3 separate regions of the Homo sapiens genome follow, and regions 1 and 2 are each linked to region 3. The links are chromatin loops, found by intact Hi-C in ENCODE. Cell type or tissue: PC-3. All regions are shown on one strand.

The links. A loop is a pair of places that touch in the nucleus more often than their neighbours do. Peaks named below come from ENCODE experiments on the same cell type or tissue, not always from the same donor. Only the 100,000 strongest peaks of a DNase experiment are listed, where the experiment ranks them.
Region 1: it touches region 3 in a loop (4-fold over the local background); 3 of 110 quality-filtered maps call a loop at or near these places.
Region 2: it touches region 3 in a loop (2.5-fold over the local background); 2 of 110 quality-filtered maps call a loop at or near these places.

The regions. Positions count from the first base shown.
Region 1 is chr18:6,051,550-6,059,549 of GRCh38, forward strand. The region is part of intron 16 of L3MBTL4 (L3MBTL histone methyl-lysine binding protein 4); the gene reads right to left. Among named protein-coding and RNA genes, the nearest start is that of TMEM200C, 160 kb to the left of the region's middle. RefSeq lists an enhancer at 4,261-4,555. In PC-3, no CTCF peak of the experiment used is centred here; DNase peaks (open chromatin) are centred at 4,322 and 4,752; H3K4me3 peaks cover 1,077 bases; H3K27ac peaks cover 3,129 bases.
Region 2 is chr18:6,006,040-6,014,039 of GRCh38, forward strand. All of the region lies in intron 16 of L3MBTL4 (L3MBTL histone methyl-lysine binding protein 4), which reads right to left. Among named protein-coding and RNA genes, the nearest start is that of TMEM200C, 110 kb to the left of the region's middle. In PC-3, no CTCF peak of the experiment used is centred here; DNase peaks (open chromatin) are centred at 3,952 and 4,442; H3K4me3 peaks cover 598 bases; H3K27ac peaks cover 1,632 bases.
Region 3 is chr18:6,216,297-6,224,296 of GRCh38, forward strand. All of the region lies in intron 10 of L3MBTL4 (L3MBTL histone methyl-lysine binding protein 4), which reads right to left. Among named protein-coding and RNA genes, the nearest start is that of L3MBTL4-AS1, 36 kb to the right of the region's middle. RefSeq lists an enhancer at 2,917-2,966. In PC-3, a CTCF peak has its summit at 3,020 (motif pointing left); a DNase peak (open chromatin) is centred at 3,015.

The DNA of each region.
Region 1 (8,000 bases), 160 kb before region 3:
AAGGAAGAAACGAATAGGGCAGCAAGCTTGATTTGCTTTCCTTGGTAGGACAGATTCAGTGGATGATTGCGGCCCTTTCTTCAAAATGTCGGCAGTGGATTGGGCGTGTTCTGTGACTGTGGTGGAGACAATGACTGTGGCCCTGGGTGGAGCCACCACCTTCCTGTATTTGTGGGACTGTCTGAGGAGGTGGTGCCTGTGCTAAGGGAAGGTTTCCTCCTCGGAGTGGTGAGCTGTGTTCACGGACCCCGGCACCGTAAGAGCCTATTTTTCAGCATGGCGTTCACTACACTACCTTAAGAATTCTTGGCTTGGCAGGATGAGTGTTAATAGTGGGGGAGAACTGAAAGTGGCCACTGTGGGGCTGGAACAGATATCACAGAAAACACCAGAGGAGTCTTGTAGAATTTCCCATCAGTAGAGACTCTGTCTCATTCAACATTGATGGTGCGTCTTTGGCTATTGAGCTCTGAGGTGTTTCCCTTGCAGTTTCCCTAATACCAATTGTTCAGTGAGAACATTTCTACTTTAGAAATGGGTTTTTTGAAAAGCAACTGGAGGCAGCTCCAAAGGCTTTGTAAGAACTTAGAGAAATATTTAGTAATGACTAAAAATTTCCTTTAAGTCGACTTCATAAGCATTTTCTCTTTGATGTTTTGATTTTTAAATTATGAATATACATAGCTACTGATAGCATGCTACCAACTGGAAATTCCTATTAACTGGCATGGTCGCATGGATAAATACAATTTAAAGTGATGTTAAAACAATGGCTCTGAAGTTAAGTCTACAGAGTGCTTTCTGAATCACAAAGCAATACAAATATGTTCAGCATTTTTCAGTATCAAATTAATTACACATTTTCAGAATATGGCAGTTTATATATAGCTAACTTTTAATAAAGAAATATATTGGATTGTAATAACTATGAATCAGTACTTACTCCCTGCCAGTTGCTGGCTACAGTGAACAGTGGGGCTTACTGCACTTCTACGCCTCTTGTGGAATAACAAATATCAGTCTTCAAACATTTAAGCAAATGAAAATAAAGGTCAAATATCCTTGTTTGCCCTTTGCAGCTGAAAGGGCAAGTTACACAATTCTTATGTATTTTTCCATCTAATCTTCTGAGGAAAGAAAGAGAATCTGAATTTACGTTTTGCAAATGGCTCACTTTTTCTTACTTTGCCAATAGTGGAGAATTTTCTGTTTCAAGACTCAGTGCGTTAGTAGGCTAATGGACATAAAGAATTCCAACACTGCTAGTTCTCAGGGAAAGAACAGGCCAACAAAATGGAAAATGTACTGCAGTGGACGAAATCGTGCTATACAAATGGAGTGCTGTAAATCCCTAAACTACAGTGCACACTTGTTGGCAAGGCAGAAACATTCACAATTCAGAGGATTCCAGCAGGACGTCCCGTTAATTTGTATTTCCCAGAACAAATTTATCATTCGGAAGAACAAGTCCAATAAACAAACGTTGATTATCAACCAGTCCTTGTTCATTGTGTCTTTCTATTTTTAAATGGTAGAAGGAGTGTCATGCATTTCCAGCTAGTGTTGGCTCTTCACAATACACTATGCTAAGACAGTAAAATAATTTCTAATCTAGTTAGGTGTGTTAGTAAAGCATCTGCTTGCATAGCTAAAATACTAATTTGTGATGGCAATAAACATAGAGAAAGAGGCAAGGGACTTATTTTCAGAAATGCTACAAAATTCACTCAGTACTGAGTTTCCACTGCAGGACTGGAACTGGGTTAGACTAAGAGGATGCGAAAATAAGTGAAGATTTCCTGCTTATAAGAATGTGAAAGTTGCTGGTACCAAAATGGAGTCACTTATGTCCAATCCTAACGAAATGGATACAGGAGGCCATGAAGGGAAGGCCCTCATGCACATTTGTCTGATAACTGGTACTATCACAAAAGGCTGCCAACACCACAACCTTCACAAAGGCCATCGCAACCTTGCACAAAGATTACTTCTGTGAGGATGCCTGCTCATTAATGGCCTGTTCACTAATAGACTGACTCACCCTTGTTATTAATACTTGTAGCCAAGGATAGTTGCTTCAAAACAACGAATGCAACTGCCCTCCTTTCCCCTTTAAAAACCTTGCCTTCCTTTGCTTCTCTGGTTGCGCCTATGGTCCACTGCAGCATGCGTATCCTAATGACAATTTCTTGCTATTCCCCAGTAAACTCTTTCTTTGGAGAGCTTGTCTCCCTCTGTTGTTATTTTAAGTTGATGGGAAGTTCACAGTCTAGTGGGCACATAAATGATATGTTCAATAAAGGCAGATGACCTAAATATGTGAAAAGTGACTGAAAAAAATCATGGCGTGCAAATGCTTTTGCAAAGTCTAATTGACATGCTTAGGTTAAGTTCTATACTTCAGAATGTATAAAAGACATTTTTTGCCTGTTTTTGCCAGGTGCTAGCAAACACAACACCTCTCTTCTGATGTTGCTCTTCAAGTCCCTCTGCTTCTTTCCTACCTGGGAGATAGAGGCTCTCAATGCTTTTGTGTGTTTGTCCATTCTTAGTGATAACATCTTCCCCACTAAAGACTCTCTAAACTCCATCTTTACAGCACTGTAGATCTTAGTATGCGAAACTGATGGACTGAGACACCTGACTCAGCCTGCATCGTCACAATTTTTTTTTCTTGGCAAACAGATTGTCTCATACATTGCTGTCACTTAAGTCCCCCAGAGTGCCCACCGGCTCGCATTAGGAGGCAGTGCAGGATGGCAGTCCAGTACAGGCTCTGTAGTAAGACCTGGATTCAGTCCCTGGCTCCATCCCTGAGGTGTGGAGTCAGGGGTATGAAAGTCAATTCCTGTACCTTAGTTTCCTCTCTCTGTGAGAATATCAAATCAGATACTCCCTCCAGGGGTTTACCACACTCAGTACTCTTACTGCCAGTGAATGGAACCACTTAGCAAACATCCTTCTTTTCCTCCGAGGCCCTCTGCCCTCGCCCCCGCCCCTTCCCTGACACTTCATTCCCCTCATCCTTTGGATCTGGGCCATGTCACTTTCCCAGAGACAGGCCCTGATCTCCCAGCCCTGTGCTGCCCTTGCCTGGCACTTATCTCAGCTGTAACCTCAAACAGATTAACGCTTCGCCACAGAGCTCCACAACAGCTCAGACCAGCGCTGCTCTTATTTACTGTGGTATGGCCTGTGCCTAGAATAATGCTGGGTATGTAAAGAATATGTCCTGGATGAACCCATGAATGATGCTGGGACCACAGACATGGTTCTGTGGAAATGCCGCAAGGCCCCTGCATGGCCAGGGAGGTGGCACCACACAACTGGGCTTCGGGCTCTTTTTCCCTTTCCCTGAAGCTCAGCTTCCCTCTGCTTCACTTACAGGTTATTCCACATGAATCCACTGGAAGACACTAAAATACAGTTGAAAACACCTGGTTTTAAGCCTCGTTCAGAGGAATTGCACCTTTAACCTCAGGAATCTGTGAGACAGTATGACTAGATACCTTAGCGCTGTCCATTTGGAGAAGCAAGTCAAATTTCATCTCATGCCTATTTTCAGTGACTAGTTATATCATCCTGAGTTACATATGAAAGAGAAACCATTTTAGTCATCCCAACTTCTCTTATGAATTTCCTAGATGTTCATGATGTTTAAAGATATTTTAACCTTTGGCACAATGAAGCCCCCCAAAGAAAATTTCTGACATTTTGGACATTCATTCTCTGATTAATTTATATTGTTAATGACATCTGATATTATGACCATGTTCACTTTGCTCAGACCTCATTATCTTTCAAATCACTAGGCTTAAAAGTTGTCAAGGCTGGGATAGAGGTGTAGGGTTCTATGCCCCAACCGTTAAGAGGAAGAACCATTCACCTGACCAGATATATTTGAAAGTAAGTTTTCTTCGATAGTATGTTAAAGGCACAGATTGATTGATTGATTGACTGATTGATTTTTTTGCTGGGGCAATCTAGACAGCTTGGTCAGCAAAGGTTTTTTATATTAAGGCTAAATAGAAAACAATGCTCAAACAAGAGTTACAACTTTGAAAACTTGTTATTCTCCAACCCTCATGTTAACAGAAGTGATTTTAAAAACCATCTTTTGATACAAAATATAATAAGGAAACAATTAAAAACCTCTGCAATTTAGCCAAGCACAAAGCATCATCTCACAGTGGTCCGGGGGAGGGGTGCCCAGTGCCAGAGAAACAGTGACTGAGTTGGAACCCAGATTCTCAGACCCCCAGGGAAGGATCCTTCCACTATTATACTTCATGATATGTATGTGAATCACAGATGACTAAGCTTTTGTCCTCAGCCTCTTCTCTGTATAAGGGACTTTGTGTTTATTTTTAAAGCATACTAATATCAACTGTGAACCATAATCTAATCACTATGCAAGTGGCTATAAGGCGATGACCTCAGAGTTGCACTGGTCAGCCAGGCGGAAAACGCCTCAGTGTTTCGGGGGGAGTGGTAGTTTCCTCTACTTTGTTTTAAAGCATGGATTTGGGTTGATATGTCCATATTTCATTAAACTAAAAGGAATCTGGGCTGTAAAATTCATTAACAGTGAGACAGCGATTCTGTCATTTCCAAGAAGAAATTTCTGGCCAAGCAGAAAGGCATTCTTCTTAAGAAAAAAGAGACTGTCATTAAACAAACAAGCATGTCAGAGACACTGAAATGGCTTTTGCCTTCGGACTTCAGCGCCAATCTATTCAGCACAAAGCAAAATTCTCAAAGTTTCAGCAGAAGTTTGCTTTTGTGTTTGAGCAAGAACTCAGCAGTAGTCAGACAGGAAGCAAAAGTCACTGCATCCTGAGCACACACACCACATGGGCCCCTGCTAGGCAGGAGGCACTGGGCAGGAGGCTCCCTCTGAAGTGTTATTAGCCTACTTCCAATGAATTTATGGAGAAATGTCTGAGTGCTGGTCAGACCTTTATATATAGTGTGCCTTATTTTTAATGCCCTTTCTTATGCACTCAGCTGCTTTGAGAGGTAGAGAAAGGCTCTCTATGCGACAGGCAAGGAGACTCAGGCCCACCCCCAGGGCTCAGCCACAAAGCGAGTTTGTGGCTGGGCTTAAAGTCAGGTCTCCAACCCCACTTCTAATGGCACTTTCCGTGAAACCACACAGTCAGTTAACTCCGTGGGTGTCCTGATGAAATGGTAGGCCATGGGGGAAAAGCTCTGGATTTGCAGAGGTCACTCTAAGCTGCAACTCTGTCATTATTGAGCTGTGTGACGTTGGGTAAATCACCTGCTCTGCAGATCAAGTGCCTCAACAGTAAAACAGAAACCACAATCTTTCAGAGGAAAAATGGGACAGACATGAAAGTAATTTATAAATGAAAACTGCTAGATGAACATATTGTTATTATCAGTATTACTATCATAGTGAACATATTAAGAAAACAGTTATTTGATGCCACTGCTAATTTTTCTTTTCTTTCTTTCTTTCTTTTTCTTTTTTTTTTTAAGATGGAATCTCGCTCTCTCATCCAGGCTGGAGTGCAGTGGCACAATATTGGTTCACTGCAACCTCTGCCTCCCAGGCTCAAGCGATTCTCCTGCCTCAGCCTCTCGAGTATCTGGGATTACAGGCATGCCACCACGCCCAGCTAATTTTTGTATTTTTAGTAGAGATGGGTTTTTGCCACGTTGGCCAGGCTGGTCTCAAACTCCTGACCTAAGGTGATCGTGATCTGCCTGCCTTGGGCTCCCAAAGTGCTAGGATTACAGGCATGGGCCATTGCGCCTGGCCAAAAGTATGTTTTTCATAATAACAGAATAAAAACTAGGCAAGAGTGTATAACAATCTATCACCACTGGGGAAAATTGGTTTTTATTTTTTAATTATCTCTTTCTAAAGGCAAATAAAAGAGAAAAATGTCATCAAAATACCTATATCTAAAAAACTCAGGAAACTTCTCTCTCTGTTTAGTTTCTACTTTCTTTAAATACTTCTTGTTTACTTTATTAATTTTTTTGTGATTATTTTATAATCTGACTTTTTCTGAACCTCAAAATCACTGAAAACTTGGCAGTCAAAATGTGAAGAAAAAAATGCATCAACTAAAAAGTATTCAAAAAAAGAAAACAAATCAACAATGAAAAACATTAAAAAATAATGAACGAGGGAGAACCACGTAAATAATAGAAGAAAGAGTTGTCTGTGCTAATAAATAAAGTCCATGACAAAAATGATACACGGTGTACCCCCACAAGGCAGCAGTAACCATAGCAACAAGACAAGCAGTGTACTCAGAGTGACTCAACCAAATACTTAACATATATCAGGTATAGTTCCTAAGCCTATTTTCATATGGTATTGAAATATTTTATGCCCCTTCCTTATCTAAAATTGCTCATAATAGCTATTCCTTTAATTTATAAAGAGATAAAAATTTCTTGTGTCTTAACTTTTGTAATAATCAACATGACTTAACTCAAGTATGCTGGAACCAGCAACAACTCTCATTTTCTAGTTCTCAGTAATGAATTTCAGTTGAACTGAAACAGATTGTCCAATGATACGTGTGGGAATCAAGACATCAAATCCTGATTCTTCTCCTTAGACATAAGGTGCTTGGCATTACTATTTATAAGTTTTATCTCTTAGAAATTTAATGAAATGTCAAAATAGCAGTGCTGTCTGGGTAGAGAATCCCAGGGCAATCTTTGTCTGAAGGTTTTTAAGAAAAGGAATTCCACGGCCTCATTCTCTACATTGCTCCAGTACCCTGAACCTTCTACCTAACACTTTTGCTGCATCCTTTAGAACAAGCCTTGAATTGTTCCTCATTGTCTGTGTCTTTATGGAGTATAAATCTCAGGTTTAGAAAACTTTTTCGTACAAAACAGGCCTGTCTCCCCAAGGAGACTATGAATCAGGGAAGTTTTTGTTTGTTTTTGTTGTTTTTTTTCAAGTCCACGGTACCCATAATCAAGAGAAAAAGTGTCTCACACTATCAATCTGATGGAGGGATGCAGGGGCTTTCTCTCTTTGATCCAAGGTATATTTGAAGGTAAAGGTTCTTTGCTCTGGCCTGGGGACATTTCCCTTTAGCACTGCAATTAGAGACAAAGAAGACAAAGCCTGGCAGTGCTGTGGGAGGAATGATGAATAAAGGAGAGAACTGCTTTACTTTGGGGGGCATCCTCTACACCCATAAATAATCCGTACATGTTCATAGACTCTAAGGATGGAAATGCCACATCTTTCAAAGCCAACATGCATGTTAATCTGATACCGGGAATAAGGTGAAGTTATTACAATTCCCTATCACCTTGCCTGGAATGGTGAGCCTGGAATCCAAGAATCTTAGAAGCCAGTTTTGGCTCCTGAGAAAAATACTGTGCAGTGTTGGAACACAAAGGTGCAATTATTCCAGTAATAAGATCTGCTTCTCCGGTTGTCTCTGGGCTGTCCACTCTCCCACAGCTCTGCACAGTCAATAGCCAAGGACCCTCAGCTGACGGCAGGTGTCAGATTACTATTCCAGCAGCAGTGTCAGAGGGACTGATTACGCATCTAGTCTGGAGTGATGTGGAAAGGTGAAGCTGCATTCTATTATAACCAGAGACAGTGTCAGTATGGAGAAGAGGATGTGTCAGAGACAGACTCCAGTTCGAGAGGGTTATTTCTGGAATACTCCAAGGAAGCCTCTGGCGTGGCTGCCCACATGCACCAGACTTGTTGCTGTGGAATGTGGTGTTCAGAGTTGTCACTCCCTCAAGCCTTGTACCTAAAAATAAGTATCTACGTATTAAAGCAGGTTTATTTTTACTCAGACTTTCTTATTCTTGCAGTATAACTTTTCTTCACATTTACAATTTCAAAATATTTTGTCAATAATGTTTATAATTCTTAAAAATCCATAAATCATAATCCATAAACCTTAAACCAAAGTCTTGTATTCCAGCAAGAAAACTGGCTTTCTCATTTTCATGTATTTCTGGAATTTGATAAGAAAAAA
Region 2 (8,000 bases), 210 kb before region 3:
CACATCTATAACATATGCAAGGAAAGAAAGCATAAGAATGAATTTTATGTCTAAGTTGTCCTTCAAATATACAGGTTACGGACTGTTTTAAACATGCACAAACTCAAGAAATATGGTTCCCATTAGTGCTTCTGGAGGATATCTCTAGAGGGGAAGCCCTGCAGCAAGAAGGCTGATGCCGAACACTGAGTATGTATAAGTCTAAAACACAAAGAAGACAAAGGGGACAGAACAGTTCAAGAACATGAGTTCCGACAATGGAGAACACTGGAGAAAAAAGGGAGGCATGAGGTCAAAGACAGAATATGCTCCTTGACTGCTTGATATATAAGAACTATGAGTCAAAGAATATCATACAAAGCCAACAAATCAAATAACAGAAGTACACAGAAATTTAATAGTATAAAGACAAACATCCGTTAAGGCAATATTATTGAGTAAAATCTGGTGTGAAGGGGAGGAGAAGAAAACATCATTTTTCTCACTAATATAAAAAAACTGGCATACAAATTTAGTAACGTACATAAGCATGAAGGAATTGCAGGCAAATGACTACCCCATAACCCAATGAGGGCCAGATGTTTTATAGGCTCAAATTATCAAACCTTCAGAAAGGAGAGTAAGGAAAATTCTCTTCACTCCTACAACTGATCTAGCAGATATTAAAGCATGTTAAGAAACTTCAATAGTTAAATAATGTGGCACAAGTACATAGACAGACCAACAGAGCAGAATAGGAAGTTCACAAATAGACCAAGTATTTATGGAAATTTAGTACATGCTAAGGAGGCATCTCAAGTTAGTAAGGAAATGATGTAAACAGTGTTGAATCAGGGTATCTTTCTGAACAAAAAACAAATAAAATTAAGTTGGGTTCATAGCTGACATGATATTACAGGATAAATTCCAAATGGCTAAAAGATTTCAGGTAAACAATACAACCCATAAAAAAAGTTGAAGAAAATATAGCAGAATTCTATCATAGCATGGAAAAGATCTCTCTATGTTATTAAATCCAAGAGTAAATAAAAAAATGGTAAACAAGGGCAACTGAAGCCTAAATCAGCCAACCAACTAAATAAACAAACATAACGCTCACAAAAAAGTAAAGTCAAAAGCCAGACAACAAAATGGGGTTTTAAAAAAAACCATTTGCGACTCATATCACGGAGAAAAATCTAGTGTCCTAAAGCATAAAGATAAAGAGCTCTTAGAAACTGCTAAGAAAAAAACTAACGTGGCAACAGAAAGATTGCCCAATCAAACACAAATGACCCTTAAACATATGAAAAAAATGCTCATAATACAAAAACTTACTTGTAATTAAAAAAAAACTCACGATAAGAAAATGCAAATTAAATTTATACCAAGATAAAATTTTTCAATTTACCTTGTTGGAAAAAAATTCAAATGTTTGATAACATGTTTTATTGGTACTCAGAAAAAAGCATTCTCAATAATTACAGGAAAGAATGTAAATCAATATATTATGTATGTTGGGTGATTGGTTATTAAAGTAACAAATGTATATTCTGTTTCATTCTGCCATTCCACTTTTGGGAATTTATCCTGTAGGCCTACTAGCACATGTGCAAAATAACACATGTACATGGTTATTCACCATAGCATTGTTTGTAATAACAGAAGACTGGAAATACCCAAACGTCCACAGTGGAGGAGTGGTAATATAATGATATATCCATCCAGTGGAACACTACCATGGAGCTATAAAACTACCCTCTAGGCACTAAGAAGAGGCTCCCTTTTTTATGAGTGGGTTGAAATTCACAGGATATACTGTTATGTGAAAAAAATTCCAGGGAGCACAGTACATACAGCATGCTACTTATTGTGTTAAAAAACGGTGAGGGTAAGAAAATCTACTAAGTTTGCTTGCTTATGCCTAAAGAAACTCAAGGATACATGAGACTTTTGTACCATGTGAACTGGCTACCTATTCAAAAATCAAATTAAAAAGGCAAAACAAAATGCTAAGATAGTTGTGTTTTATGTTTTGCTTTACCAGAGGATCTGTAAGATGTGGTTTCTTTTGTTATCTCATTGCTTGATCTGGAGAAATCATAAGGAAATATGACCTTTCTTTGATCCCAATGGTAAGTGGCCACGGGGATCTATCCTTGCAGAGTGAGAATGGGAGACCTCCTCCCCAGCACACTGAGCCCTCCTCCACACTCCGCTCTGTAACTACAGACCCCACTCTTCCTCTGCAGGAAGGCTGTGACCTCGGCCTTGGCTTGGTTTTTGCTGTTCTAGAGGCACGTGACAGCTCAAGGAAGGTCGATCTGTATCTGACAAGAGATGTCTGTGGGCTCCTCAACAATATGAGATGTTACAACTTTCTATCCAGGTGTCTTAATTTGGGCTACAACAAAATACTATAGATTGGTGGCTTCAACACCACCTGAGGAAGCCCTGTGAGGAGAGGCTGTGATGATGGGAGGGAAGTTCTTGCATCCTCACGTGGCCTTTCCTAGGTGTGTGTGTGGAAGGAGAAAGAGCTCTTATGTTTCTTCCTTTTCTTACAAGGGCATAATCGTGTCTGGGGGCTTCACCCTCATGGCCACATCTGAACCTAAATGCCTCCTGAAGGCCCCACTTCCTACTACCCTCATTGGGGATTAGGGCTTCAACACATGAATTTGGGAAAACAGAAACATTCAGTCCAGAGTATCACGGGTTTGGATTTTGTATAAATTCCTAAACTGCATACTGTTTATTACAATGTGGCTCTTTTCTTTTGCCAATGCCTTTATACAACCTGATGTTTGCTAAGTCTAGGAATGAGGCAACAGTCTGTGTGTTGTCTGACGGATTGACATAAACCATTTCAGACAAATGGAGAGCCTCTCCTACTTCAATAGACCTCCTTTAGGAACCCATTTCAGGGTTTAACACTCTCAGTGGGATGGGAATTACTTATTGTCCAGCTATAAATACCAGTGATTCTTGTTCGGCACAAGTGGCTCAGAGGTGTGGTGAGGAACCACACAGACCTCGGGAGGGGTGAGCTATAAGGCGGGTTCAGACCTCAGACAGAATGACCTTGGCTAGGGGTGGCAAGAAAGGTGAGCATCTGGCAGGCAAAGATTCTTAGTTACAGAAAGGCAGATGGGCAGGCAGGACAAGAGGTCTATGGCAACCTAAACGTAAGGGCCAGAGAGTGAGTCCAGGAGTTGGGGCCTCAGGCTGACAGTACAGGTAGGTGTTAGTAGCACCATGTGCCTTGGAGGAGCAATGACCAGTCAGGATGAGGCCAGTCTCTGGTCCTCAGGCAGCAGAGGACAGACTGGGTGAAGACCTGAGGGTCTGGGTCCAGGCTGCCCAGGAGCCTTGAATTTCCCTGTTTCCACCAGGAACTCAAGGCTCTCTAACTCGACACATTACAATGCTTATGCTTCCAAAGTCCACGGAGAAGTCAAGGTCCTAAAGGCCAGTTTTAGTACCACTGCCCCTTGGTATTCATGGGGAAATTGGTTCCAGGACCCCTTTGGATACCATTGACAGGATGCTTGAGTCCCTTATATAAAATGGTGTGTATCTGCACACAACCTATGCACACCCTCCCGTATACCTGTAATCATCTCTAGATTACTAATAATACCTAACATAATGCAAATATTGTACTGTATAGTTTTTTACTTGTGTTATTTTTATTGTTGTATGTTACTTTTATTTATTTACTTGTTTTGAATGTTTTCAGTCAGCAGTTGGTTGAATCTGTGGTTGCAGGTAAGGACACAAACGGCTTCCTGTAAATGTGTGTGAGAATTCTTAGCACAACTTCCATCTTTGATATTTAAATCAATCTAATTTGGTTCTATTCTATTTAGCCTTAAATGAGACTACAAACAAAGCTGCCCATTATCTCTTATGAGTCAGCTATGCACTTAAGAATCATATTTCATTAGTTCCTTAGTCATCTTATCTAGACTTTAAGAAACATACTTTAACCCTCCATCACCAGTCTTTTTTGGCTCTTTAAAATCGATGTTTCCCTTCTGTATCCTTGTCGTGTTTTCCATGATGCTTTTAAATTCTAGTTTTGACTGGATGTTCAACAAGGTGCGAAGTGTTTTTTTTTTAAGGTGGTAAACTGAAAGTAATACATTTCTGATTAAGAAGCCTCTATTCTCTCTTTCTTGATAAGACAGGCATTAAAATATAAAAGCCAGAACATGAAATAAGAAATGCTAATGAAAATCTCACCAAGTTGGAGTTTAGAGTTTAAAATGTTGCTAATCTAATAAGAAACCCAGGATGAATGTGAAGGATCAGGCAGCTCAGAGAGGAACTGTGCTGTGCCTTCAAAATGTCCTCCAAATTTCACATGAAAAATGGTTTGTGATTCCTTTTAATCAGTGATGACTCAACTTATTAAAAAAAATGAAGCCTCAACAAGTACAACTGGAAAGGAGCCTCCCCACCACCTGCATAAATGATCGCTGTAGTCAGCGCCACTTGCATGTGCGGTATTAATACTGCACATTTCTCCTGTATGACAGATCTGGTTTCAATCTGTGTTTCTTCAATTTTTATCAGTGTTGGCCTAGATTTCCAAAGCTGAGCTAAAATGGAAATATCCTCCCCGCAACCCGCTTTAACCCATCTGTCTCCTTTTATTTACATAATATAACATCTTTTTCCTTGAAGAAGTCTAATTTATTTATTTATTTTTTTAAAAAAAGCAAAATGGAAGTAAAATAAATAGAAAGTCTTTCCTCACAAAATAAAACATAGGATCTTCCCTGTGGGTTTATACCTAACCAGCCCTCACTACGACAGCAAATTTAATAAAATATCAGTATGAGGCAAGGCTAAACATCAAGAAGAACATTTCTTTAATATGCCCATGACTTTAGAATCACCCTTCACTTGTCAAATGATTCAGTGACACCTTCCAAAATACAGAATGCAAGAATATTTCTGATAATCTGCTAATGTTGGTCTCCTTATTCCAAAGTGGGGAAGTCAACCTGGATAATGACTTTGCTAAGTGCCGGCATGGGAAGGGTTTATAATTATGCAGACTCTGTTGTTGTTACTGCTGTCAACAGAATAATTTATCAACTTATGGTGTCTCATCAAGGGACCAAAAGCACATCACCAGTAAGAAATGATTTCTAAAGAAGACTTAATTACCACTCTATGTGTTTTTAATGCTGGCTGAAAATACACAAGAAGACAAGCTAAAGTGACATGTGACAAGTTCTCATTTAGTCTGTCAGCCATGATAGCATATTCAGAAAGATAAACAATAAAAAAAAAGGATCAAGAGATAAAGGTAGATCCTCCCATGACCTCAAAATAATTATAGTATTTGCTGGTGAGGCCAAAGTTTCTGTACACAGATACCTGACATAGACAGCTCTATGGAATTCAAGGGAAAATTAGGGGAGGGGACAGGTGACAAGCTCAGTCTGTGGTATTAATCGAGTAGTATTCTGACTGAGCCCCATCTGAATTTTTATTTACCCATTCTAATATTTCCTGGAAACTAAGGCTTTTTACTTCTCTCTCAGTCTACTCAAAATGAACTACTCCCCACCCCAAGGTGTTGCCAGCATTTATTTACCCTTGTGAAGGCAGCGACATATCATACCCTTCGGTGCCTCTCCACTCCTTCTCCATCCTCAACAAGCAAGTAGTCACTAGCAATTAATCAGACCAGCTCAAAGGAAACACGGTGGCTTTTAGGCATACAACAGACCCATTAGACATGGAGGACAGAGGCCTGTTTCCCCTATGTTCCTGGTTTCTTGTAATAACACAAATATATAGTAAAAAGTGACAGGAGTTTTGGCTGAAGTTGAATTGTTAAAGGGATATTTTTAAGTAAAGGAAAAGTCATCACTGTTTATTGAAACAATGGCCTGGGCTGCTTTTCCGATTCCCATTAGTAGTAAACTTTGCTTCTGGACAGAAACCTTTTCTTTTGTTCTTTGGCTTGAAGCACATTAAATTCAAGTTTTCCTTAAAAATAAAATCTGAAATAACTCCTTAAACCTGCGGGCTGCTGGACTACGAAGATGGGAGGAGAGACATTTCAGGAGTCAGCTCAGGTACCTGTGCTGTAAAGCCTGGCACAGCTAACATCTAGAAACTGGACACAGATTAGAGGAAAAGCAGAAAACACGGAGTGAAGATCACAAAACAATCAAGATGAAGAATGGAGGAAAGGTTATCCTAAGAGCTGTCAGGGAGGGCCACAGCAAATGCACTGAGGGATGTATAGTTATGTTTGCCAACTGATGAAATAAATATCAACGAGGAGAAAAATCTCTTAGGAAACAAGCAAATCGACAAAAAGGAGATAAAGAAGAACTGCAGGTTTCAAATCTCTGGTGTAGATAATTTTAAAAGCATACACAAACATCAGATTTTAATGTCAGTTTTGTCAGAAATCAACAGGATTAACCATGTTTCTCTTTTGATTAGTGGTGATGGCATGCCCTGGCATTTTCTGTATTAAGTTCTCTGTAAGAGTCTGGGCGCAGTGGCTCATGCCTATAATCCCAGCACTTTGGGAGGACAAGGTTGGAGGACTACCTGAGGCTGGGAGTTCAAGACCAGCCTGGGCAACATAGTGAGACCTTGTCTCTACAAAATTAAAAAAAAAAAAAATTAGCCGATTGAGCCCAGGAGTTTGGGGCTGCAGTGAGCTATGACTGCGCCATTGCACTCCAGCCTACACCACAGAGCAAGACCCTGTCTCTAAGAAACAAACAAATAAACGAACAAAAACTCTGTAAGAATCCATGGGAACACGTGCAGTTTCTTGTGGGTCTGTGCACTTTTATAAACATGCTGTGCCTTTACTCTCTGTGCAAGCTTGTCTCTCGTTCCATCTCTAATTTGCTTCTGGCACCTCTCCTCTCTTCTCCTTTCTGCTTCTCCCATTTTTCTTCTCCAAGGGGCAGCCAGAGGTCCCCATCGCAGCACAGTTCCTCAGGTCTTGGCTTTGTTTTCCTCGCCTGATGGAGCAGTGTGACCAAGTGGTTCCCTCAAACACAGGCTCACTCTTTTAAGGGGAAACAAATAATCAAACCTTCCAGTCACTCACTGCAGGGTCCCTGTAGGTCCAATTCTGATGCCAGAAGGAATGTCTCAGTGTGGACTGACTTGCAATGAGGACCTAGAGGCAGGCACTGGCAGGTGAACCCCAGCCCCGCTGGCAATGGGAGGCAGCTTTTTAAAGTTAGAACATCATAGTGAAGGGAAGACTCACCCGCTCCTTCTCCGTGCCAGCTCTCTCTCCTTCCAGCTTCCTGCATTGTCTTGCTCTTCCCCTCACTTGTCAGCTACAATTGGCTGGAACACAGTCTTTGGCTGACTCAGAACGCAATGTGTAAAAAACTTTCAGTTAAATACTTCCTTCACTTTTCTATGATGATGAGGAGCTGTGCTCTTCTTCTCATCCTTCCACTTCCAAGACACTCATAGATTCCTGCTCACCGTCTCTCCCCATCTTCTCACTCTGCTCATACCCTTGGCAGCCCTAGCCCCACCCTTGCCCAGTGAACGCCTAAGTTCCTTAGCGCGTCCTCGGCCCTCTGTGACTGGTCCAACGTCCCTGCCATCTGCTCTTGAAGTACTGCATATGCCTGCCTTTCAGGGGTCTTGCAATTCGAATTTTGCATGATTTGCCATGTTTTTGATTAGTCTGGCTTTCCTACTGTACATATGAGGCAGACATAGCTTCCAGTTTTGTCTATGATGATCCTCAAATCTGGCACATATTAGGCAACCAGAAATATTTGCTGAATGAGTGAGTGATAAAAGGGATTGATCTGATATTTGTTCTATTCTTGTGATATGCTTTCTCAACTATTTTCTCCTTCTCTTGGTACCAGGTCTTTCCTGGTAGAGAGAAGAAAGTCACTCCGTTTTCTCATAGCCACTCTGAGGGCAGGCAGCCTGGGAAGTGGTCTGTGGAGGCTTGTGGCTGGCAATGAGAAGACTTCTCTTCTAGTTCAAGGTCA
Region 3 (8,000 bases):
TTGTAATTACAATTTCCTAAAATTGCAGTTAAAACTATATATTGAACATGATATAAAGAACTCTATTTCAAATTTCCTTCTTGTTTCTCTTTATGTTTGTGTTCTTTCATTCCTAATTAAATTTGCTAGAGATCTATATAGTATAGTTTTATTTATCTTTCCACGCAATAAGTATTTAGATTTATTCATCAGCTCTATTTTTTCTTCTTTTTTCTTTTCTAATTATATTGTTTACTGCTTTTACTCTTATTACTTCCTCCCTCCTACATCTCTTCAGTTTATTTTATATTTGTTTTGTCAAATTGAATTATAAACATAACTTATTTTCATTTAAAATGAAATAGACAATGAACCTGCCATTGTTGCCACTAAATTCAGGTTTAGACAGCTGGACACATTTTTTAAAAATATGTATTCTTCTCACTTTTTATTTTCTAGAAACCAATTATAATTGTAATCTGTGTTGTCTTGATTTAATCCTTAAATATTTATTTGAGATACTCCAAGTAATTTTCATATTTGTTTAAAATAGTAACACTAATATCTAGTTTACTACATAATAGTTTCAGAATGTCATGTGACATATAGAATTCCTGCTTTTGAGGTTTGAGGATTTCTTTTTAGTATAAAATAGAGTCAACAATTTTTAAAAAACAGAGTATATATGTATTTTAAAGTATGTTAGCATTTTCAGTAATACAATCTAGCTATATTATGCAAAAATCTGTCCTTTAAGCAGAAAGTCTGAAGCAATATGCTCAATTCTCTAAAATAAGTATTTTTTTACAATTCCCCCATATTTCTGATCATTTTTCCTTCATTTTTATGCTTTTTAATAAAAATATATTTAAAGGAAAGTACACAAATCAAGTGGATAGACTGAACATTTTTCAAAAAACTAGCATACCAGCATAACCAGACACAGATCTAAACCAGGACATTTCCAGAGCTCCAGGATCCCCTCCCCATCATCGTCCCTTCTAGGCACCATACCACCCTCCTCAAAGAGAAATCCCTACCCTCGCTTCCAACCACAGAGATTTGTTTTCTTCTGTTTTTCCCTTTACGTAAATGCAATCACACAGCATGTGCTCCTTTGTGGTGAACATCTTTTGCTCTGCATTCCGAATGTGAGGGTCAGGTGGATTATTGCCTTCAGAACATTCATTTTCATTGTTGTATAATATTCCATTATGTGAGTATTTCACAATTTATCTATCTATTCTACTGATTGTGGTCATTTGGGTGGTTTCCATTTGGGAGCTATTATTAAAAATGCTGCTATGAACATTCTGGTATATTCTTTTTAGTGATAAGAAGTATACATTTATGTTGGAATGCATCCAGGAGTAACACTGCTAGATCATGGAGTACTTTGCTTCATATTTTGATGTTACATCATTCTGTACATAAAATGTTTGGCATGAGTTGTGCTTTCTATTTATTCTTGATATAGAGAAAATTTCCCTTTCCCTTTTGGATACATTTATGTATTTTGTCTCAAATTATTTTTACTAAAAATTATATTGCCACCCTATTATTTTCTGTTTGTGTTTGCTGATAATATTTTACCCATCGTTTTTACTTTTATATTATTTTGTTCCAGACATATCTATTTTAATCACTTTCTAAATGGACTTTTAAATTAATTTACATTTGTTTTCACCACTAGTTTTTTAATCTAATTTCTGTAAACATGTTTTAAGCTGAATTTTTTTTAAGCTCTCTTGAGGTTTCCTTTGCTTTCTATCCTTTCCTTTATGAGTTATACTATATATTTTATGTTTCAATAAGTATTTCTGCAGTTGCATTTACTTTTTCTTTTTCAAGAGATGAGGTTTCTCTAGGCTGCCCGGGCTGGAATGCGGTGGCTCTTCTGACACAGTCATAGAGGACTGCAGCCTCAAACTCCTGGGCTCATGTTGTTCTCTCACCTCCGCCTTCTGAGTAGCTGGGACTACAGGCACATGATACCACACCCAACTCTGCATTTACTTTTATAGCTGATACTTTTTAAAATCATCCAAATCCATTTATCACATTTTGGATCTCCACATTTCTGTGTAGATTTTGAACCATGCCCACACCTGGCCCCTTCCATGCTGGGCTTCTTCACCCAGGCACCTGACCAGTACATATGGTTGGATAGAGCGAAAGGAAACCTGAGTGTAGGGGACTAAGGACTGGATGTGAGGTAAGTAAGAGAGACAGTACCTGGTCCTGTCCCAGCCTGGTAAAGAGACTTGGCATGCTACTGTGAGAGTCACTATCCTTCTTCCCCTTTTTGTGAAAAACAGGTGAAAATTAAAGGCTGTGACCGTTTTAAATGGCTCTTAAGCAGCAATTGCGTCTATGCCACTCTCAGAAATGAGCTATGTACATGCAAAAAAGGGAAAATATTGTACCTGTATATTCCCTGTTCAATGAACCCAAAGAGAGAAGAATGTCATATGGCCCAGGGAGAGTTGCAAAAGCCACGTACTCCAACTTTCTTCCTTCCGACCCCAGCCCTGAGTCCTGGTAGACCTTGGGAAGCAAGAAGTAGGGCTGCAGGGGGAGTGGGAGGGGCCAGGTCCATGCACACAGCAGTGCAGCAATACCGTGGAAGAAGCTTTCCAACGATTTAAATTCCTACTTGAGACAAGAATGAAATACAGGAGACCGCCCCATGGAACAAGAACAGCCTTTAACCTCTTCACCCCTCTCAATGAAAACCCACCTCTAACTGGCTTCCATTTATAGGTAAGCACTGTACTCACTTACATGAAGTCAGTTATTCCTCATCTATCCCTGTGAGGTACACTTTTATCTACATTTTTTAGGTGAGAACTTGAGCCTTGAGCAGCCTGCCAAGTGCTATACAGTTAGAAAGTGGAAGAAATGGTATCTGAACAATGACGCGTGGCTCCATCAACCTCATACTTATCACTTCGTCCTGCTGAGACTGAAAACCCAGCGCATCCATGATCCAAGGCAGCCCCTTTCAGGCCTCAGGACTGAGATGCTGAGCTCCCTCTGGAGGCCAAGGCATAGAACTGCGACAGCGAGAGGGCGGGACTGTAAACTGCTGGACTGGAGACTGGGCTATATTGTTTAAATTATTTATTCATGTCCCACCTCATTCCATGCCATTTTGAGTTAAAAACTTGCATGCTTTGGTTCAGCCACCCATGCCCACAGCCACAGCTTGGACCTCATTCTTTAGGTCCAAGCTGTGGCTGTGGGCATGGGTGGCTGAACCAAAGCGTGGAAAAAGTGTCACAGAAATTAGGATCAAGGAAGTACTGAGCTAGGGCGTCGGCCACTCAGCCCTGGATTTCCTCATGGTGCCAGCAATTCTTCCGGTAAAACGGTAGATCTGGGTGACAAATATCTTCAGTTAATGATGAAGAATAATTAAAAATCATCTGGATGGTGGCAAAATTAGGGGTGAGATGGAGTGAAGCAGAACAGCCTGAACGCTCAGGAAGAAGGGGATTTTCCAAACAGCTGAGAACTGTTTTAGAAGACGAGGAGAACTACTTGGGATGTGGCAAAATAAGCCGTCTCCTTTACAGGCTGCAGGGAAGTGGTGGCCTCGAGAGGGACAAAGGAGGAGGCCCTGTGTGAAAAAGCTGGGATCAGCTGGACATGGCGGCACACACCTGTAGTCCCAGCTACTCAGGAAGCTGGAGTGGGAGGATCACTTGAGCCGCTGAGTTCAAGACCAGCCTAGGAACATAACGAGACCTCACCTCTATTTTAAAACACAATTTAAAAAATAAAAATAAAAAGAAGAAACTGAGATCTAGGGAGATTACTTCCAGAACCTGGAGTGGAACGCATTCAGGGTCAAGAAAAAGCCCTTCTGGAGGATGCAAATATGGAAGCAAAAAAGGAAACATGTAAGGGTTAAACAATGGTAAATATAAGTTAAAACCTTCTCTACCATGTCATTCCAATGGCTTCCTCGATTACACAGGGGAAAAGCAAGTGCTTACCATGACCTACAGGGCCCTACAGAACTTGGCCCCACTACCGCTCTGACCTCATCTCCTGTTCACTACACTCCTGCTGTAACTAGAACACTGCAGACATCCTCCCTCTTCAAGTTCTTGTACTTGTTGTTCCTTTACCTGGAGAGTTATCTGTAGATATCCTCCAGACTTGTCACCTTATCTCAAATGCCACTCAACTGTCACCTTCTCGCTCAGTCCCACCCTGACTCTCTATATAATAGGGAGCCCCCCTCCCAAATGTATGTGCCCTTCCTAACCCCATTACTTGCCTTATTCTTCTCCACAGCACTTATTGACACCTAACACAGTGTGTGTTGTGAATATTTCATTTCTCTTGCTCCATTAGAACATAGGCTGCCTTATGATAGGAATATGTTCACTTCACTGTTATTTCCTCACAACATACAGCTGGTATTCAGTAAGTATTTGGTAAATATTTGTTGAATGAATAAAATATATTTCCTGAAACATTTACATTTTACATTTTGGTGGCCAAGAATGATAGAGATACAAGCCAAAATGATACCAGTCTAGCCCCAAAATTCTGAATGAAACTCTGATACAAAGTTTTTTGCCTGCTGGTACTGGTGGCATCAGAGGTACCATTTGAACAAAATGGTGCTGGTGTGTCAATACTGGCTAATGTTCCAACAGCACTGTAAACTGGATGATGCCAAGAAAAAGCCGTCTGATCTGTGGCATCTATACAATGCAAATGTAATACTCCTCAGTTTTTTTTTCCATATTAGAAGGCCATGTAAGAAGGTGTAATACTGGTTTCAGATTTTTTTTTAAAGGCACCCTCGATTATTTTTCCTCTAGGAACAACAGCCTAAGCAGCAACCTATTTTTTCCACTGGAACATTCTTTCTAAAGAATTGAGCTCATGAATCAATAGCACAAGTCCTTAAGTTCCTGACTAGTCTGGGTGACCTGTCCCTTAGGAACTAGAGAAGCAGAACAACCACAATTATACTGGTGGCCAATTCAGGAAACAAAATCATTGCTGTATGACAAGCAGGTTTTAAGTAATGGCCAATAGTCCTATTTAATAAGCAGCAATAAAAGGGATCTGCCAAGGGTCTATCACAATAGACAAATCTATCTGTCTATTGGATCTGCCAAGGGTCTATCACAATAGACAGAATGTTCAGCATGAACACACATGCTGGATGGACACTTCATCAAACTCAATTCTACTGATGAGGAAAGTGAGACCTGGCATTTTAAGTGACTCATACAAGGCAAGGCAACTAACAACGAAGTCAAAGCTAGAGCCTGTGTCTCCTGACTTGCAATTTGTAGAAATCAAAACTTCTAAAGAGCTACTTTGAGGTTTACTGAGTGCTCTAGGCTGCTGGGCCTGAAGTCTCAGAGAAAGCATCAATAGAATAATTAGGATTATGTGACTAGTACCAGTGCGGCCCTGGCTAGCTTTCACTATCATTTTAAGAACCTGAATTATATAAGAAAGCCCCTCAGAGGCCACTTATTCATTTGTTTCAAGTGTCTCTCACAAGGCAGGGCAGTGAGTCATCCAAATATCCGGGCCTCCAATGATAGAGATTGAGGAAAGTTACACTACCTGAAAGCTGTCATTCTGCTAGTAGGTTCTGCACATACAGAAGGGCCCTTCATGGAAACAATCATAGGACCAAGTGGTCACTAATTGTCTTGTATGAAATAGTGGCATGCTGTTCAGTACATGACTCAGAAATACAAGATTTGAAGAAAATCAGATGCTTCAATCGTGGCCAAGCCTAATTCAGGTTCACCCTTTATTGTTTCAAAACACATGTTGAAAATGACCTCACATTTACGGTGCCTTAGATATTAGAAGTCTTACATTCATATTCAGCTCATAACAATTAAAGTTAAAATATCTTTCTGGCAAAAGAACATAAGTTAGACTCTCTAACATTTACAGCAGTACGTCAGATTTTTTACTTGATCATTAATTAGTTTCTAAAGCATAGGGAGAATTCTTTGATCTACAGTATGAAATATCAGCACCTCAGGAGCTTGTCAAAGAGCTCATTTTATAATTGATTGTTTTGCTCAAAGTATGGCTGAGCTGTACTATATCCAGAATACACTATGTAAAGAAATAAACTCTCTTTTGTGTCTGGCGAGATCACCAGAAAACAACCTATCTGTGTTGCACTGGCTGAGCGCCCAGCAGAACTGTCTTCAATACCATGGCTCATGCGGGATCTAATCTAACCCAATGTTTTGGCAGGCATTTGAGACAGAGTAATGAGTTCTATTTCTCTCTGTCTCTCAATACTTAAGATTTTAAAATAAAAAGCTAGGGTTGTTTTTCTCTTAGTTTCTCTAACCGTATCATATTCCACTGAGTGACACTCTATTACAGACCTAGCAATCCTCACGTTATATCTTTATTGTTCTTTATTACATCCTCAGCTCCTAGCTGTGCCTCACATTTGGTAGGCACTCAATTCATATCGTTCAATTCATTAATTAATAATTTATATTATCCTCTGAACTCTTACCTTCCTTATGCCAACAGAATCTATCTATAGAAACTAGCACAGTTCCATTTAAAATACAGTAATCTTTTGTTTGGCTAAAAAAAAGTTAATGGCTAAGGTTGCAACTAAAGGAAGGATTTCTTTGGACTGTAAATTTTTCTATTATAATATAATATAATATAATATAATATAATATAAGCTTTGCAAGGAAATTATGAGGTAAAGTGGTCATTGGGTATCAAAATATTAATTTGCAAAGCTAAATATTTCTATGTGTTCATGAAACATCTAGAATATCTACTAAGTAGGTCCAGCCAATTGGTGATTCTAGAGAATCTAAAAAAACCAACTGTGTTATTTCTACAAAGTACATTTCATTACCTCCCAAAATACCAATTATTATAGCTTTATTCCCTAATAATAAATGTTCATTCAGCCAACAGGTTTGAATGCTCAATTTCCAGTTTAAAAATGCGGAAATAAACACATACTTTTAGCTGTGTTCCCTTCTAAATGCCAACAGGTATCAATAAAGGCATTTTTAAATGAATGTTTAACACAAAAATGCTGAGTTAATTTTGATATAACACATTATGAAATATTATGCAGTTATTATAAAGAAAGAATTTGAACTATACAGATGAGTTGGAAGGAATTTGCCATGAGACATAGTTGAGCAAAGTTAAAAATGATGTAAAGTAAGTACCTAATATAATCCAATTTTTACAGCACAAACAATGACAAAAAAAACATGGGCTTATGAACACATGGATATGAGCATGTATGTGCACATGGATATGCAATCATGAGAATCCACAAAATACGTACAGTATAAGATGATGGCTTTTCCTCTTGGTAAGAAGGCTGAACTGCATTTCCTAGACTCCTATGTAGCTACATGTAGTCCTGTGACTGAATTCAGGCCAACCCATGTGAGTAGAAATGATGTAATAAGCTACCTCCAAGTTTGGCCCTCCCATGTACAACCATCAGCTTCTTTCTATTCTCCGGCTGAAATGGAAAGATTACCAAGAAATTGGAGGATAATCCCAGAATAATTGCATGGAACAGAACTAGCCCCTATCAGCCATGATTATACTGTGACAGGAGCAAGAAACAAAATCTTAAATGTGCTAAAAGCACTAACATTTTGGAGCGGTTCGATATACTAGTTAGCTCAAGGTGACTAATATTAAGGGATTAGCATCAGTTACCATTTGCTCGGTGGGAGTAATTAACCTGGGTGGAAGGAGAAACCAAGGGGCACTAAGTGAGAAAACTCTGCAATTATAAAATAGTACGAATATAATGTTATTTATGCAAAAAATAAAAATAAAAACAAAACTAATATGAAGACATAAAGCCCCAAGGCGAACAGGTAAAAAGCCAAATGCAAATGAGAAATGTCAACAAAAATCCCTGGAAGTGTAAAAAAGAAACCAACAAATGAAAACTGACTTAACAAAACTTTACAAAGCTAAAACATAAATCTGTTAAAGAAGAACACATA